Linked DNA regions of Homo sapiens: region 1 is linked to region 2. A link is a loop called in an ENCODE intact Hi-C map of the cell type or tissue named here. Cell type or tissue: MCF 10A. All regions are shown on one strand. Each heading gives the region's core, and the rest is flanking DNA. Links, peaks and the distances in the headings are about the cores only. Region 1 has its middle 41 kb from the start of PAPSS1. Region 2 overlaps SGMS2 (sphingomyelin synthase 2).

Region 1 (2,831 bases), core at 14-2,513, 140 kb after region 2:
AACACTAATGTAATACTTTACCTAGTCTATAATTTATTTTAAAATTTCTTCAGTTGTCCTAATAAAATAGTCCTAATAAAAATATCCTTTATAGCCACCCTGTTCTACCCTTCCATCTCCTCCTCCCCCGGTACAGGATCCAATCCAGGATCCCGTATTACATTTAGTTGTCATGTCCCTTTTGTTTCCCTTAATCTGGAACAGTTCCTAAGTCTATCTTTATATTTCTTGACCTTGACATTTTTTAACGGTTCAGACCAATTATTTTGTAGGATGTCCTTGAATGTAGGTTTTCTTCATGGGATGTTTCGTTATGATTGCATTTAGGTTATCCATTTTTTATCAGGAATACTATATAGATGAGGTTGTGTTCTTTCCCATGCAACACAACAGAAATAATAAAATATCAGTTTTTCCCAATTTTGATATTGTCAACTTTGATTACTTGGTTAAGGTGATGTCTTCAAGGTTTATTCACTCTAATAGTACTGTTTTTTCTTCTTTGTAATAAAGTAATTTAAGTAGAAGTAGTTTGAGAGGATGTAACTACTCTGTTGTTTACCAAATTGCAACCCACTAGTTTTGGCATTGGTTGGCAATTTTGTCTGAATCAGTTATTACTATGATGATTGCCAAATGGTGATTTTCTACCTTCATCTTTCCATCTACATAAGATTTTACTCTAAGGTAGAAAGATTTTTTCCCTATTTATTTATTATAAATAGAAATTTATCTGTTTAATTTTAGTATAAACTTTTCTCATTGATCACCATTGCCATCTGTTATATATCAAGTTTCCATATATTCTTTGGTCTTTCTGGGTTCTCTCTTTCGTTCAGTTGGTCATTTGGCTTTTCCCTATGCCAAAATACTATCTGAATTATTATGGCTTCATCATTAGTTTCGATATCTTGTTGGCCAAGTTTCCATTTTTAATTGAGGCATGCCATGGATATTCTTGCTTTTCCATAAATTTCAGAATTATGTTGAAATTGTCATGTTTCACAAAATTTCTATTGATATTTTGATTGTGATTATATTAGCTCTCTTGATCAATTTGAGGACAACTGACTTTGAAAAAAATTGAGTTTTCCTTTCCATGAACACAGCCTATTTAGATCTGAGTGTATTTTAATAACGTTTCATAACGTTTCTGTACAGGCTTTATTATTATTCATTAAATTAATTTTAGGTATTCTATTTTTGAGCTATTTAAATGGAATCTCTTTTTACATTAAATTTTCTTTGTGCTTGTTATGCTCTAGAAATGTTTACTGAGTACTTGTTAGATTTTTATAGAAATGCAGCTGAATTTTGCATAGCAATGATATGGTAAACTTACTGCTTCTAGTAGGTTGTCTTTGGAATTTTTGTATACACTATTGTATCATTTGTAAAATAATGAAGTCCTTTGTCTTCCTTTCCAACCTTTCATCTTTGATTTATTTTTCTTGTTTTTCAGCGGGAAATTAATAAAATGAGTAGGAGAGTGCACAGTCCTGGAGATATTGCTTCACTATGCGAATCAATCCTGGTCCTAGCAGTTTGGCACCACCCGGCGGTGATTGTCCACTCCAACCTAAATATTGACGGGATTGATTCCGGGCCTGTAGTTGACTGGACGTCAGGAAAGCAGTAATGATTCCAGGAAATTCCTAGCTAGATAGTGCAAATTTTGTTGGCCCAGTTTGGGAATATTGAATGGGGCAATTACTGAGCAAGCGGGATTCGAACTCCACTTCTCCTGTGGATTTTGTGCTAGTTTGCTGCCTGGCTGCCCTATCTATTATGTACCCTATTCCATCCCCCAACCTCAGAACAAAAGCAATATTCCTCCTCCCTATCTGTTCTACATGTAGGATAGAGTGGTGGATGGGAGCGAAACATCCATTTTATAGTTTTAGAATTTATGTTATCCTGGATATATTTCCATAAGGTTATACTATATTTAAGTATTTGTATATATTTTCTCTCTCCTTCCATTATAATCTAGGCTTCAAAAAGGTAAGGATTTTTATGTTTTCTTCCCAGTGAGTAGAAGAGTCCCTAGCCTGCAGACACTCAAAAATAGTTGTTGAATAAGATGAGTGAATGAATATTGAAATCTTCCATTATATGGTAGAGTTGTCCATTTCTTCCTGTAATTCTATCAATTATTGCTTTATATTTTTAAGGCTCTTTTATCAAGCACATACAAAACTGAAATCATTAAAGCTTCTTGGTGAACTTAGTTTTCCTTAATAATGTTTTGGGGTGATTTGTTTTTGTTTTTATATTTTTGGTCATAAACTTGTTTCAATACTAATATTCCATCAAGATTTCTTTTGGTTAATATCTGTCAGGTATATCTTTTTACTAACTTTTTACTATGTCCTTATGTTTTATGTCCCCGTATTCTAAACAGTATTTAGCTGGATTTTTTAAATACAACTGGACAATCAACCATTTAATAGTGAGTTAAGTTTATTTATGATTGTGAATATTATTGATGCTCAGTTTATTTCTAAATACCTTTAAAACCTGTTTAATCTGTTTATTGATTAAAAAATTAAACAGTTACATTTCTAGAAGATCCTTCTGTTTCTTTTTCTAATAATATTTCTGTAGCCTTTTTTGTCTACTTATCTTTATAGTTCTGTTGTTTATTTTTTTAAACATTCTATACCCAATCCACCACTGGAATAAAATTATAATATTTATACTATGTAATATTTATACAATGCTAATATAACTGGTACATATATTAGGTAAACACATATATGCCAGGTATTCTTACAAAATTAATAATATATTCTCTTTAACTCAGTGTATTCAAAATATCATCATGCCAA
Region 2 (2,831 bases), core at 295-2,794:
TCAGGTTCCAACAGAGTGCTGTTTTGAATTGTGCTCCATGCTGTTAGACAAGGGGAAGTAATAAGCAGAAATTATTATGAGTCAATTACATTCATTCCAGCATTCTGAGTTCAGCTGTACTCAGAACAGAAAACCAACTTAGAAGGTGAAAGATGTACTCTACAGCCTTATTTAGAAAAAGAACTAGTGCTAATGACTTTTTCCCATAGCTTTGAAAGGTGCTTTTAAAAGAGAGAGCAAGCAACATTCCTCATTCAGCTGGGATGTTCAAAACAGGTTATAAAAATTATTCTACTAGTTACTAAAATGTAAGATCCAATTCTACTTCAAATGTAAAAAGGCAAACTTGTGTGAATTGCGACTGAAACAGTGGATATCATTAAAATTTATGGTCTGGCTATGTGACCGTGTGTTTGGACATGTTGAAAATCTAAGGTGGTAGGTAGAGGCAGTTAATAATAACTATCTAATGAAAATTCAAAAAGGATCTAGATGAAAATACAGCTAAATTGAGGGAAAGACTGTACTTCAGGGTGGAGTCCACATACTTACCAGATTCTGGACAATTTCTCTTTTCACACATATATCAATAAAACCTTGCTCTAAATAAAGGAGAAAGCAAATTATCTGCCGCCTTAGCAGGCTCTTACATTGTGTTAATTTCCAGACACTAAAGAGAAAAACACTGAAGTTCATAAATACATTTTTTGCTTTTAGCATAAAGCATCCTTTAACAATTTCAGGAGCAGGTTACTTTTTTAAGTAAAAGACAACTCATAGCTAAGTCTATTACTTAAGCATATTAAGGAAACACATGAAGAGTTATATTAAGGAAAATGCTTAGGAATGACTGCAGTTTGTGGAATAAGGTTTTAAGACTGCAAAGTTGCATTTGGGGAACTCTTTAACAAAGATAGACTGAATTCCTCTAATCACAAAACAGTAACAGTGTTAGGGTCTGAGTGGATATACCACATTGAGAGTTCTATAATTGATCAAGTAATGAAAAGTGTTACCAACTAAAAAACAATACAGCCAAAATTCTCTAAGAATGATCTTGTGGCATTAATACTGAAATCCTATTTGACTTGGAATGTTCAGATTGTATCCAAGTTAGCATACATTACATTTTTAAACTCTGTATTATGGTCAGTGTTTTGATCAAAATCATATTTTAGTGATTTAATCACTACCATCCCAGTGGAAAACAAATGTCTAAATGATGAATGAGAGGAAAGGAGGAATTAAGGAGCCTTCGTTTTTATGGACTAGGAGTCAGAATTCACATAGAGAAGCAGAAATAACCACTTCAGGGCTATGTCCAATTCTTAAGTGTCTTCAAAGCAAAAGTACCTGACTTATTTCTTCTTGATTTCCTACTATTCCAAAAATGAGGAGGCTGAACCCAGTGAACCATGAGCTCCTTTGTGGTGTCCAAGGAAAATCAGAGGGCAAGTTTACTTTAGAAATCTAAAAATCAAAACCGCATGGATCTGGTTCTAAACTCAGTCTCTTAAACACTTGTAACTAGATAGCAAGCAAACAAAAAACCGAAACCACATCCACACACCCAGCCCCACAGAAATGTAAAATTTGAGAATTGAATCTAGGCAAACCTTAAAGCAGGCTATTGACTCTAGACCAATACAGACATCACATTATGAGTAATGGAGAAAAAAGTTTCTCAACCTATTCCTTTTCCCACTTGTCAAGAGCCTGAAATAACAAACATGATGGGAGTGAATGTTATTCCTTTCCAAGCCTCTTGATTTATCATACAAATACCATAGCACCAAGTTGCTGGAAGTCAGGAACTGCACCTTAAATTCATCAACTCTGAGTCATCCACCACAGTACTGCTGTACACTGCCACTTTCATACACAGTTGCTCATCAAACACTTACTGAATAGTGACTGAATTTATTCAATGTGGTAGAGCTTTCTACTGTTTTCTTTCATCAAATGTTTGGGTAAGACTGAATTTATTGGGGGAAAAAAAGGAAAAATAATCTCAATAACCCATCTATTCACTCAAAAACAAACCCATGACAAATCCTCAAAACATTAGATTTACTTACTTGTATCTCAGAAACAGCCACTGGGTGATCCATAATCCAACTAATATAATCCCATTTATTTCTGATACAGAAAATGCCCATTTCACCCTATCAATGTAATCAAAAAACTTGTCTGGGAGTGGAGGGCTAAGCTCCTTGGGAGGGACCCTCTCATGTACAACTGTGATCATGACGGTTGTCAAGACGAGGTTGAAAACTGCATATATGAAGGCAATGCCCGTTTTCCACCACTCTAGTGGAAATTTGTTCCTTGATTCAGTGGGCATAGCAATTTGGATATAGTCCGGGTACTTTTTGGTGCCTTTTCGCAGCCCACTGGATAAGCTCTTGGGTTTACCATTGCCATTTTTGTTTTCTTCTTCAACAGGTTCAGCGGGTCTTGCATAAGTGTTCGTAGGATCACTGGGTTGATTTTCCAAATGTTCTTCAAGTTTTGCTGTCTCTATGATATCCATTGTCCCCTAGTCTTCAGATCAAAAAGGAGATGGTCAAGTTCTTGTTCTTTGTGGAAATTTAGCTTTTTTCAATCCTTCTATTTCCAAGATCAACATGGACTCTTACAATGGACTTTGTTTCCTAATACAAAATGTAGAAGGTAGCCATCCGATTACTGTTTCTTCCATGCAGCTATATGCTGTACCTTCACCACTTTCAAGAAAGGAAGCCAATTCTTCCCTCAAAAAGATGTTACTATCCCACCTAAAAGCAAAACAAAATTATGTTCAGAAACTATGCTTGTCCAACTGTCAACCA

What was found. Peaks named below come from ENCODE experiments on the same cell type or tissue, not always from the same donor. Only the 100,000 strongest peaks of a DNase experiment are listed, where the experiment ranks them.
Region 1: a loop joins it to region 2, with 5 times the contacts of the local background. A loop is called at or near these places in 10 of 110 quality-filtered maps.

What each region holds. Positions count from the first base shown.
Region 1 is chr4:107,759,455-107,762,285 of GRCh38, reverse strand. No RefSeq gene overlaps it. Among named protein-coding and RNA genes, the nearest start is that of PAPSS1, 41 kb to the right of the region's middle. In MCF 10A, for the core only: a CTCF peak has its summit at 1,534 (motif pointing left); a DNase peak (open chromatin) is centred at 1,565.
Region 2 is chr4:107,895,256-107,898,086 of GRCh38, reverse strand. SGMS2 (sphingomyelin synthase 2) reads right to left here. Exons shown (of 7, transcript NM_001375905.1): 3 at 2,079-2,777. The coding sequence starts at 2,533. All of the region lies in intron 1 of CYP2U1-AS1 (CYP2U1 and SGMS2 antisense RNA 1), which reads left to right. Among named protein-coding and RNA genes, the nearest start is that of CYP2U1, 35 kb to the left of the region's middle. In MCF 10A, for the core only: no CTCF peak of the experiment used is centred there; a DNase peak (open chromatin) is centred at 1,756.